Regions from separate parts of the Homo sapiens genome. Here region 1 is linked to region 2. A link is an interaction called in ENCODE POLR2A ChIA-PET data of the cell type or tissue named here. Cell type or tissue: K562. All regions are shown on one strand. Each heading gives the region's core, and the rest is flanking DNA. Links, peaks and the distances in the headings are about the cores only.

What was found. ChIA-PET counts read pairs that join two places held together with the same protein. Peaks named below come from ENCODE experiments on the same cell type or tissue, not always from the same donor. Only the 100,000 strongest peaks of a DNase experiment are listed, where the experiment ranks them.
Region 1: POLR2A ChIA-PET joins it to region 2 with 6 read pairs; 2 of 35 experiments call an interaction of 5 or more read pairs at or near these places.

Annotation. Positions count from the first base shown.
Region 1 is chr17:79,650,094-79,655,458 of GRCh38, reverse strand. It overlaps a transcript of RBFOX3 not described here. Among named protein-coding and RNA genes, the nearest start is that of RBFOX3, 42 kb to the right of the region's middle. In K562, for the core only: no CTCF peak of the experiment used is centred there; no DNase peak of the experiment used is centred there; H3K27me3 peaks cover 576 bases.
Region 2 is chr17:79,775,798-79,781,099 of GRCh38, reverse strand. It overlaps CBX2 (chromobox 2), which reads right to left and starts at 2,952. Exons shown (of 5, transcript NM_005189.3): 1 at 2,793-2,952; 2 at 2,673-2,716; 3 at 1,673-1,738. The coding sequence starts at 2,864. RefSeq lists an enhancer at 1,699-2,292 and silencers at 2,688-2,757, 2,768-3,147. In K562, for the core only: a CTCF peak has its summit at 3,372; DNase peaks (open chromatin) are centred at 1,629, 2,109, 3,019, 3,369 and 1 weaker place; H3K4me3 peaks cover 2,588 bases.

The DNA of each region.
Region 1 (5,365 bases), core at 136-5,135, 130 kb after region 2:
TAGTCACAGCTTACATTGGTTGAGGACTTTCTATTTGACAGTTACTGCAATTTTTATGCATTACTTCATTGAGTCCTATAGATGGCTCTGGGGGGTGGGAACGTGGTTATTTCCCTGGGCACACAGCCTCAAGGTCACCTGGTCAGGGAGTCCAGGAACTGAGACATGAACCTAGGGCCTGGCCACCGTCAGTGACTTCCCTGTCTCCCGCTTTTTCCCCCTGCGGACTTAGGTCAGACCTGTGCCCTCTTCGTGCTGGTCCGGGTGCAGGGCTTTTCCTGTGGCCCCAGGGACCAGTGCAGGACACAGAATAGCACTCAGCAGAGTGGACTGACCTGAGCTTCCACCCGACATTTAACTCACGGCCCGGTGTGTTCATCTACTTGGGTGCTTTCCCTTCCAACAGCCTCGTCGGGAAGCTAAGCCTCAGACTCGTGCTAATGGCATGGTCCAGTCGCTTTGGAACTCTCCTCTAGAATCCCATTCAGACTGTACAGTTTATTCTGTTTTTCCTGTCCTTCCGCGGAGTCAGATCTTAGTCCTTAGACGGTAGGCTCGCTTTGTGGAAGCAGCCAGGAGGCATTTGCATAATGTTGCTTCAGAGAGAGGGAGAGGCCCATAAAGCGATGAGACCCATTTTCTCCTTGTGGATTTTACGTTGGCTCTGAAGGCCACCTCTCAAAGTGGAATTCCCAGATGTTCCAAATGAGATAGCATTTTAAAAAAGGGGCCCTCCCCTGCAAGGTGCTAAAACGATTCTGAAGGACAAAATTCTGCTACCTGGGTAAGTCCAGTTCTTTTTGTTTGGAAATCAGGTCATTTTGTTAAAGTTAGAGCTCCTTAATAGGGACTCCTTCCCTTACACCGAGGGGCTTGTACCTGGGGGCGGTTGGTGCCCATGTCTATTTGAATTCTCCAGCTGGGCCGTAGACTTTTTGATCTGTAGAGTTTTCAATGTCTTCAGAAAAGGATCAGGAACATGGGCTGAGTCTTTTAGACATGCCCCAGCCAAGGTAACCTTTTCTAATGCTTCTTTCATTTGCTTAGGTGTGTCTGGAACTCATTTTCCAGTGTCTTCCCTTTCCCTGCTCCCTGACCTCAGTGCCAGGCCACCTGCCCTAGAAGAGTCTTCCCACTGTGAAAAAATTCTTTGGAGGGTAGTCTAGAGGGGCTCAGGGGCTGGAGAGTCCGAAAGCTGGTCAGAGACTGGCTGTGCTGGTTGTTACCCACCCATCTTGGGGTAAACACAGCCTCTCCGGTGCTCGATTTACCAGTCTGTGCAATGAATGAGTGGCTTGGACCAGAAAACTGGAAGGCCTTTGCAAGCTGTATACGTCCACAATTCCCTCTTTCTTTCATGCCCTTGTTTATCCTTTTAGCAAAACTGCTTGCTTTAGATAACCTACTTTGTGGAGATGAAAAAAAAAAGAGCAGTATTTCTTTCAAAATCATACTGTTCAGGTGACAAACCAAACAACTTGTATGAATTGGTGAGACTTTCCAGTACAGGTGCCCTAACATTTTATTTTTATGAGTTTTTAAAAAGCTGAATTAACTTTTTTTTTTTTTTTTTTTGGTGGTAGAGACAGGGTCCTGCTATGTTGCCTAGGCTGGCCTCAAACTCCTGGTCTCAAGCAAGACTTCCACCTCAGCCTCCCAAAGTGCTGGAAATCCAGCTAACTTTAAAAAAAAAACCACGACATGCAAATAGTTTTAAAATTGAAATTATGCTCCAAATTTATAATAAACACCAGCATTCTCTTTCCCCCTTCCTACTTCTGCCTATTCTTCTACTGCTAGCTGTTTCTTCCGGAATTAACCTCTGCATTTCTGAACATTGCTTATACACTCGAAGCTATCGATTCATTATTTTTACACTTCATCTTTAAGCTTTCTTTTATGGTAGATCGGGTTTTTATCTCACTTACACCTAAACAATGAAACCTCAATCTTCGTTAAATCTACATTAAGGTTTTTCTTACTATAACAATGATAACTGTAACATTTTTCTTTTTTGTTGTACAACTTTCTGTTTATCCTGGAGTTAATAATGGCTTAGGGTTTTGTACACCTTCCAACATGCCTTTTCATACAACCTTCCACGTAGTCAACACATCTTAGCCCTCTTTTCTGCCTGGGGAAGTTGTCCTGGGGCCCTCAGACCTGTGCCCTGGCACTCACAGGTTACTGTTAAGGCAGCTGCAGGGCTCTCATCCAGGACTTTTCTTTGCTCAACCCTGTGCCGACGTGCATGTTCCTGGATCTAGCAGCTTTATCTTTTTGTTTACTGCTTGGCCTTAGTGGAGCACATTCTCTTATAATATCCTAAGCCTCTTTATTCTGTTCTCATGTTCAGTTAACGAGTCTGGTTGAGTACAGAATCCTGGGTTTGAAATTATTTTTACCTAGAATTTCGAAGGCATTTTTTTTCCCACTAAATTCTGATTTCCATGCTGCTGTAGAAAATGGTGATGACATTCAGCTTTTGATCCTATTATATGGCCCCATTTTCTTCTCTCTGGAAGCTTTTATCCTTGGTGTTCTGAAATGTCATAAAGGTGTGCCTATAGTTTTCATTGTTTGGACACTTGGAATGGTCTTAAACCTGAAGACTTAATGCCTTTCAGTTCTGGGGACATTTATGGTATTATTTCTTTGATAATTTTATTCCCTTAATTTTCTCTGTTCTCTCTGGAACTTCTGTTTATCAAATGCTGGAACTCCTGGCTTCATTACCTAACTCTTCAGTTAAAACAAACAAAAACCGACTGTACATTTCTTTGCCTTTTTGTCCTGCTTCCTGGGAAATGTTCTCAATCTTTCTTTTTCCCTTTTCCCTTTCCTTTCCTTTCCTTTCCTCTCCTCTCCTCTCCTCTCCTCTCCTTTCCTTTCCTTTCCTTCCTCTCTTTCTCTCGTTCTTTTCCCCCTCCCCTCCCCTCTCCTTTCCTTTTCCTTTCCTTTCTTCTGCACCTATCCCACACTCTCTTTCTCTCTCTCTCTCTCTCTTTCTTTCCAGACAGGATCTTGCTTTGTCACCCCAGCTGGAGTGCACTGGTACAATCATAACTCACTGCAGCCTTGACCTCCTGGGCTCAAGCATCAATTTTATTTTCTAACACTTCTATTGACCCCAGCTTATGTTATTATATTTAACTTGCAAACATTCTTGTTCTCTATTTCTTCTTGTTTCATGGATGTAGTATCTTTTCTCATCTCTGTGACAATATTAATGGATTCTTTGAAGTTTTCTTCTCTTTGTAAAGCATACACTTGTACTAGTTATCTATTACTATGTCACAAATTACCCCCAAACACAATGGTTTAAAACAGCAAATGGCTTTTATCTCACAGTTTCCATGGGCGGGGGATCTGGTTGGGCTTAGCTGGGTGGTTCTGGCTTGGGGTGTGTCGTGAATTTGCAGTCAATATGTTTGCCAGGGCTGGGGGCATCTAGGGCATGACTGGGGATGAAGGATCTGCTCCCAAGCTCAGCCACTTGGTTGCTGGCAGGAGCTGCAGTTCCTCGGCACGTGAGCCTCTCCATATGGCTGCTTGACATGGCAGGTGGCTTCCCTCAAAGCCAGTGATGGGGGGTGGTGGAGGGGGGGAAAGAGAGAGAAGAGAGAGAGAGAGGAAGAAGACAGAGAGAAAGACAGAGAAGGAGAGGGAGAAGGATGGACAGGGAGAGGGAGGGGGAGACAGAGAGAAAGGCAGAGAGAGAAGGAGAGAGGGAGGGAAAGAGAGACAGGGAGGGAGGGGGGAGGGGGAGGGAAGGAGGGAGGGAGAGAGGCGGGGGAGGAGAGAGAGAGACAGAGAGAGAGAGAGAGAGAGAGGAAAGGGGGCAAGAGAGAAAAGGAGAAAGGGAGAGGACAAACCAAGATGGAAGCTGCAGCATCTTCTGTAGCTTAATCTCGGAAGTGCCATATCACCAGTCACATTGCATGCCACACTCCATCAGTCACAGAGACCAACCTGGAACAGTGGGAGGGGACGGCCCGGGGGTGTCACCACCAGAAGGCAGCCATTTTGGAGTCTGGCACCACAGAACATGATCCGCATCTTCCCCTGTCTGTTGTTTTGGTTGCTGTTGTCCACTGGAGACTTTTCTCAACTCTCTGGCGCTGTCTGTCTTTCCCCTTATGTTTAAGACCTGCAGCATCGAGCTGATGGCCAGGAGCTCACAGACCCTCTCTATCTAGGTTCCTCCAGAAGCCAACCCTGAGCCAAGGCTTGGGGGAAAGCAGTTTACTGGGGAGGTGGAGGAAGCCCTGGTAGGGGAAGTGGGCACGTGGACCCTGGAAGGGAAGGCCGCCAAGAAGGGGTGCATCACCAAACCGGCGACTTGGTGACTCAATCCTGCAGTGCGTGTGTTTGGAACTCAACCCTGCAGGGACCTCTGAGGAACAGTGCAGAACACACACCTGGAATCCCCTGCCTGGATGGCGCTGGCGGAGCTGGGGTGTTTATGCCCCACCTCAGGCGAGTCCCGGGTGCAGGGCTCTTGGAGAGGCCGAGGGTAAAGGCCAGGACCCTGTCACCCCCACGAGAGGCAGAGCCATCTTCTGAGGTTTTAGGAGAAGCTTCAGGCATGGAGATGCTGGTGCCACCCTGGAGCCTGCAGGGCGCTTGGAGATGCCGGGGACTGGTGGGCGCTGACGTCGATGGCAGTCTTCCCTCGGGGGCCATGGGTGGACAGCTGCCTTTCTACTGTGACTCCTAAGTGTCGGTGTATTTATAGGTCTGTTCTCTGGGGAGCTTTAGTCTCTCCAGAAGTGCATCCTCTGATCTGCCTGGGGTGGGTCCTGGGTTCTGGGGTGGGCAGTGGAGGGGCCGGAGACTTCTGTTTAATAGTCCTTCAGTACTGTGCTTGTCCCCTGCTCTGTGAGCCTGGCATCCCTGAGCCCCAGGTCTCTCTGGTTCACGTCCTAGTGGAAATGCGCCTCAGTGGGTGGGAGAGCGGCGTGGCTGCAATGAGGCTGGCAGGGTGCAGAATCCTTATGAGAACCCCCAGTGCCTTGGCCTCCCCTGGGCCTTTAAAGTACCCAGGGCCTCTGCTTTCCCTGAGTTTTGGAGGTTCCTTAGGGCAAATCAACTTGCTTGCCATCAGCAGCCCCGTCCCTGGCCCACCCCACAGGTCCCTAGCTCTGCCCTTCTCCCTCGGCCCGGGCATCCAGCATTACTCTCTAATTCATTCTGTTTCTGCTTCTTATCTGTTTTGGGTGATTAGAGAGAGAAAGGAGTGGAAAAATCGAATCCCCCCAGTTTAGTTGGGGATAATTCACCATCAGTTGTTGGGAACTTCCAGCAAAGCTTTCCCTAGAAACATTGTTTTTATGATGAGAGGTCCTTGCACAGGCACTGATAT
Region 2 (5,302 bases), core at 1-5,000:
CAAGGCTCAATGCACGCACCACTCGCAGTACCCCCCCCGCCCCCAGAAGAGCCTCCACACCTCCAGGGTCATGAAGTGCTAGCAGAACCTCCAGCCCCCAGGGAAAGCCTGTATTTCAGAAAAGGGGCCCTGGTAATTATCTGGGCAAACATCATCTCATTGGGGCCTGGAAGGCAACCTCCTCAACACAGTTCTGATTAGTACCAGGCAAAGTTCATACTCTTAAGTGCTGGTCCTTAACCTGAAATCTCCTAAAAGGACAATGAAGTGTTGCATGGATCTCCTCCGCTGAAATATTAACCTGTGCACTGACTGCTGTGATCCTGTGCGTCGCCAAGGGCCATACCCCCACCCCCTCCAATACCAAGCAGGTAACCGCCAGCTCCTAGTGCCCAGAGAGAGCTAACATTTTGGTGGATGGAGAAGGCTGTCCCACCTTCTCTGTTTTCTTTCTTCCACGATGTCATCCAAGCCACCCATGGGTTTTACACTCTTCTTATCTCAGGTGTTTCTGCTCTAACCAAAACCACAATCTCTCTCAACAGTTAGGACACCGTCTTAGATCCAGAGAAGCGCACCAGCCTCTGAAGTGGGCCAAGCCATTCCCCCACCCCAAGGCTCACAGCACCCAGACAGGAACTAACAGAAGACGATGGGTTGCTGTTACGATTTTCCAAAGGGATTTAAGCAAGCACAGGCTCTTCTTTTTGCTCGCCCCACCAGAAAACTCTATTTCCCCATTATCATGACCCCTCTGGGAAGACCCAATATGTCCCGCTACAGTGGAAAAAAGGGAATGCACCTTTTGCTACCAGAGAACAAACCGTCCAGATTGACCCTGGCTGGGAAAGACTCCAGCAACCAATTCTTCTGCCTCTATCCACAGGGCAAGTCCAGCCAGGGGATCCAGGGGGAGCCGTCAGTGAAACCACCCCCCATCTTGCCATTGCTTGAACAGTACTCCCTGGCCCTTCATGCCAGGTGGGCACATCCACTGCCCTCTCCTCACCACCCCTTGCCCTTGAACATCTCAAGGAGGCCTATCTCTTAACCTAAACTTCCTACCTAAAAATAGAAATGACATCTAGAATTACAGAAACAAGTCTGGCCCAATCCGGCCTCATGGTGCTACTTGGTACTGTATGCTGCAGGCCAGAGCAAAATAAATGTTTCTTTCTTGAGAGAGACATCACAATAGGCACAACTGCGTGCTGTGTGTTCCAGCTCCCTCTCTGAGCCTTCTTGCCTGATGGCACACGCGTGCAGGGCTGGAAGGGCAGACCTGCGTCACTGTGGCAAACCTGCTCTCCTGGTTTTCTGTTAGCGCCATGTGCAAATTACTCAGCAGAAAAGGCCAAGAGAAGCTATAACATCTTTATCTGAAGCAACTGAAAAAGTTGGTTTTTGCAAGTATGGCTGTCGGAAACACCAAAGCAGCACTTACTTAGGTTCTTCTCAGGGATGGATACAGGCTGGCTAGGAGAAGGTGGGAGAGGGGCTGGCTGGGGACTTTTACAGCCAGCCACAGAGATGGCCCTGGACACAATCTTGCTAAGGGACCTCAGACCACAGCCCCAGCTCCAGCCTCCCGGCAGGCGAGCAGCGCCCAGCACGACTCCAACCAGCCACCGTCCCTCCCCCACACCCTCCCCAGTGCTGTCAGCGTCCTCACTTCTTCTGGAAGGCCAGGAGCAGCCTCGGGTCCAGGATGTTCTCCTCCGGCTCCCAGCTGTTATGTCTGCAAAGCAGAGGACAGGGCAGCATTAGACGCCAGGCTGATGATCACCGCTTTGCAAGGCAGCCCGAGGGGGCTCGCCCTCACCGCTCCTCGACTTGGGCCGATGGCAGTGGCACCGTAGCACCATGGCACTTCTCAAAGTCCAAACCCAGGTTTTGGAGGCTGGCCACCCCCCACCAAGCCAGCACTCTAACCTCAGACCCAAAGGGAAACTGCCGCTCCAACCCCCCAATTAAAACAAGGCCACAAGAGGACTCCCACAGTCTCTGCCTGGGAGAAAAACAAACCCCCATAAAACGCAAAGTTGCAGAGAGGGATTCCCCCAAACCCTGGCCCGGAGCCAGAGGAGGAAGGGAAGGCAGGTCCAGCATGCAGGGAGGGGCACAGGCGCCCAGCCCGAGATCCAGAACAATGTGGCGCGCGGGCCGGGGCACCTCGAGGGGTAGCGAAGAAAGAGCGGGGTCCGGGAAGACGCAGAAACGGGGCCGCGGGAGCAGCTGTGCAGAGAGCCCCTTCCGGGGATGCCAAACACCCTCCCTTCCATTAAAAGAAAGAAAAAAAAAAAGAAACTCTACATCCATCAATAGCAAGCTCAGGTTACAGCGGGGAGAATCTGGCCAAGAGGAGGGGGGCTTGCATCCCGCGCCTCCCTCCCGGCCGGGACGGGGGTTGGGGGGAGCGCGGCGCGGCAGCCGAGGAGGTTCTGGCGCGGGGGGCCGCCCAGCTCTGCACCCGCGGGCGTGTAAACAAAGGGCAACCTCGGGCCGGGCGGCCCCCGCCCCCCTCAGAGCCGGAGGAGCCCGCGGGGACCCCGCGAACTTCCCGCTCTGCCCGCGGGCGCCCCCAGGCCACCGGACGGCGCGGCCGAGGGGCTCCACGTCCCCACCCCCGGGCGAGGGGGCGGGAGGGGGGCGCGGCGTCGCGGGGGACTCACTTGGAGGACCAGCCGCGCCACTTGACCAGGTACTCCAGCTTGCCCTGCGGGGAGAGAAGAGGGGCCGTGAGCCAGACGGACAGCGGGCGGCGGGCGGGGGGCCCGGCGGGCCGCACGCACCTTGCGGAGCCGCTTGCTCAGGATGCACTCGGCGGCGAAGACCTGCTCGCCCACGCTGCTCAGCTCCTCCATGCTGCCCGGCAGCCAGCCCGACCGCGGCGCCCGCCGCCAGTCACCCGCCCGGACCGCCGCGCGCCCCGCCGGCAGCACACAAAGCACCGCCCCCGCCCGGCGCCGGCCCGCCCCGCGCACGCGCACCGCCGCTCCGCGCCCGCGCCCCGGCCCGCCGCCCGCCCCCGCGCGCTGCCCAAATCCCGTGCGGGCCAATCAGCGAGGGGGGGCGGGTGCGGGGCGGGGCGGGGCGCGCATTGTCCGCGGCGGGCTGGGCCTCGCGCTCCGGCGGGGGGTCCCGCGCGGGGCCCCGGGCGGGGGCGGGGGCGGGGGTGGGGGCGCGGGCGGGCCCCTGGCTGGGGGAGGAGGTGCCTAGGGACTTCGGGCCTGGGGCGCCCACCGAGTCCCGCGTGATTCCCGGGGCGCGCCCGCCCTTGCTCCCAACTCCGTTTTCCGGGCAAAAAGCCATTGTTCTGGCCCGAAGGGAGGGAAGCGGGACGGGGCGCGGCGGCTGCTTCCTGCCCCCGCCTTCGAGGGGCGCTGCTCCGGGGCACGCGGGGCCCCACCCTTCCCCCGGCTTCTTGAACTGGCTTTTCCTCGGCAGCGGGGGAGTCGCTCTGTTTTGGACGAGAGCAAAACGGGTCGGGGGCTGGGGAAGGAAAGGAAGACGAAGTCCGGGGGAGGGGCCCACAAACCCCAGCAGCCGAGGCTTTTTCCCCCAAAGGCGAGAGAGGAAAATGCTTTAACTTAAACCACCAAGCACTCTGAGAAAGAAGTAATACGAACTGCCCGGAGTTCTTATTAAACAGCTATGAAAAGTGGATCCAGCCCCCGAGTTTTAGGGCACGTGTAGGGAGAAAACCAGCTGCACCTTTTCTGAATTTGTTCCCCGATTTTGATGAAATGGAGGGGGAGGGGGCGGTTTGCAAGGCTGTTCCTAACTTCGGACTAGGTCAGTAGTGGCCCGCCAGGGCTGGGCAGCCGGCGTCCTTCGGATCAATTGTCCGCGGCAGAAAAGGGTCAGGCCATGTTATGAAAGTGGGGGTGACCCCTTGTCCTCCCTGTGATCGTCGTCAGCAGGCTACCCTTTTATTCCGGTGTTAAGATTCGAATTCCATGAAGAATCACCCTTTAAGTTATTTAGATTTTGAATCAGGACAAGTCAAACACGTAATGAAAGAGACCTGAGCCTTAGCTTCATTCGTCTCAACGCAGTCTAACTCCATGAAAATTCACTCTCTGCTTTTCTTGCTTCCTTGAACACAGCTGCAAAATTCTCTTTCTGTTGAGCAGATCCAAAAGTCGTTTCTTGTTGTAGGAGACTGTCTCAATGTAATTGTGATCATCAAAACCATATTTATAAAGGGTTCTGCAGGAGAAATGTGTTTTTTTGTTTTTACAGAAAGGCCTACTGGAGAAAATACTGAACTGTAGGAACCGATCTTTCAATTTATGGCGTGTTCTTCAGTTTCTTTGGTTAGATAGGTTACATTCATTTGATTTCCTGGAGAGTACGTGCAAATTCAGATGTTGTTTGCAAAGAGGGCAGGAGAAAGGGAAATGTCCTTGGGGGGAAGGTGTTTGTTTACTCAGGGGCAGAGGCAGTAAAGAATCCTTGTGTTGGGATAAAACTGGCCTCTGGAGTGAAGGGATCCGCTAACAGTGTCTCCGCCGGCTCCTTTTGTATCCCTGTCTTGTGCAGCTTGGCAGTAAATTGTGGAGTTGAGGGCAAAGGTGTATTTATTGTAATCCTACAAATAGCTGGATCAGTTTCACATCACGTTTCCTTGCAGAATTCATCTTGGGTCTAAGATTTTGCCCTGGAAGTTTCCAGTTTCCTCTTTGACTCATGGTATGCTGGGATACTTGCTTGATTTCTTTTTAAAGAAAAGAAGGCTTTGAAAAGGGAATGATTTCTTTGCTTAAGAAATAAATTTGCTAGAATTTGATACTAACACATTGAAAAAAATAAATCAGCGTCCAGGAAGGTTTAACATGTACATCATCTACCCAACTGCAAACAGTTTGGGTAAAATAATATTTAGATAATTCATTTGGAGAAACAAATATGACAGATTTGGCCAGAATGAAATAATCAGATACATTCTGTGAACGTGTGATCCAAAATCTGTGGCACGTTCCCTAAAAACAAAGCTGGGAATAGGCAGAAGGGAAGAATAACCCCCAGCTAATCCAACTGTGTAAAACAAGCGGACGTCTTCCGTTTTGACTGTCACATTTTAAGAATTATTAAGACAAGTTAAAACTAATTATTGTATTATTCATTCGACAGATAGTTAGTATGTACTATCATGTGGGCACTACTAGATATCCAGTAGTATAAGACCGTAGCAGCAGCTCCATCTGTGGGTGATGGAAGTGGATGGACAGAGCCTCCCTCCACTGCGTCCAGTGTGGTGGCCGTTAGGCACCTGGGACTGCTGAGCACTGGCAGTGTG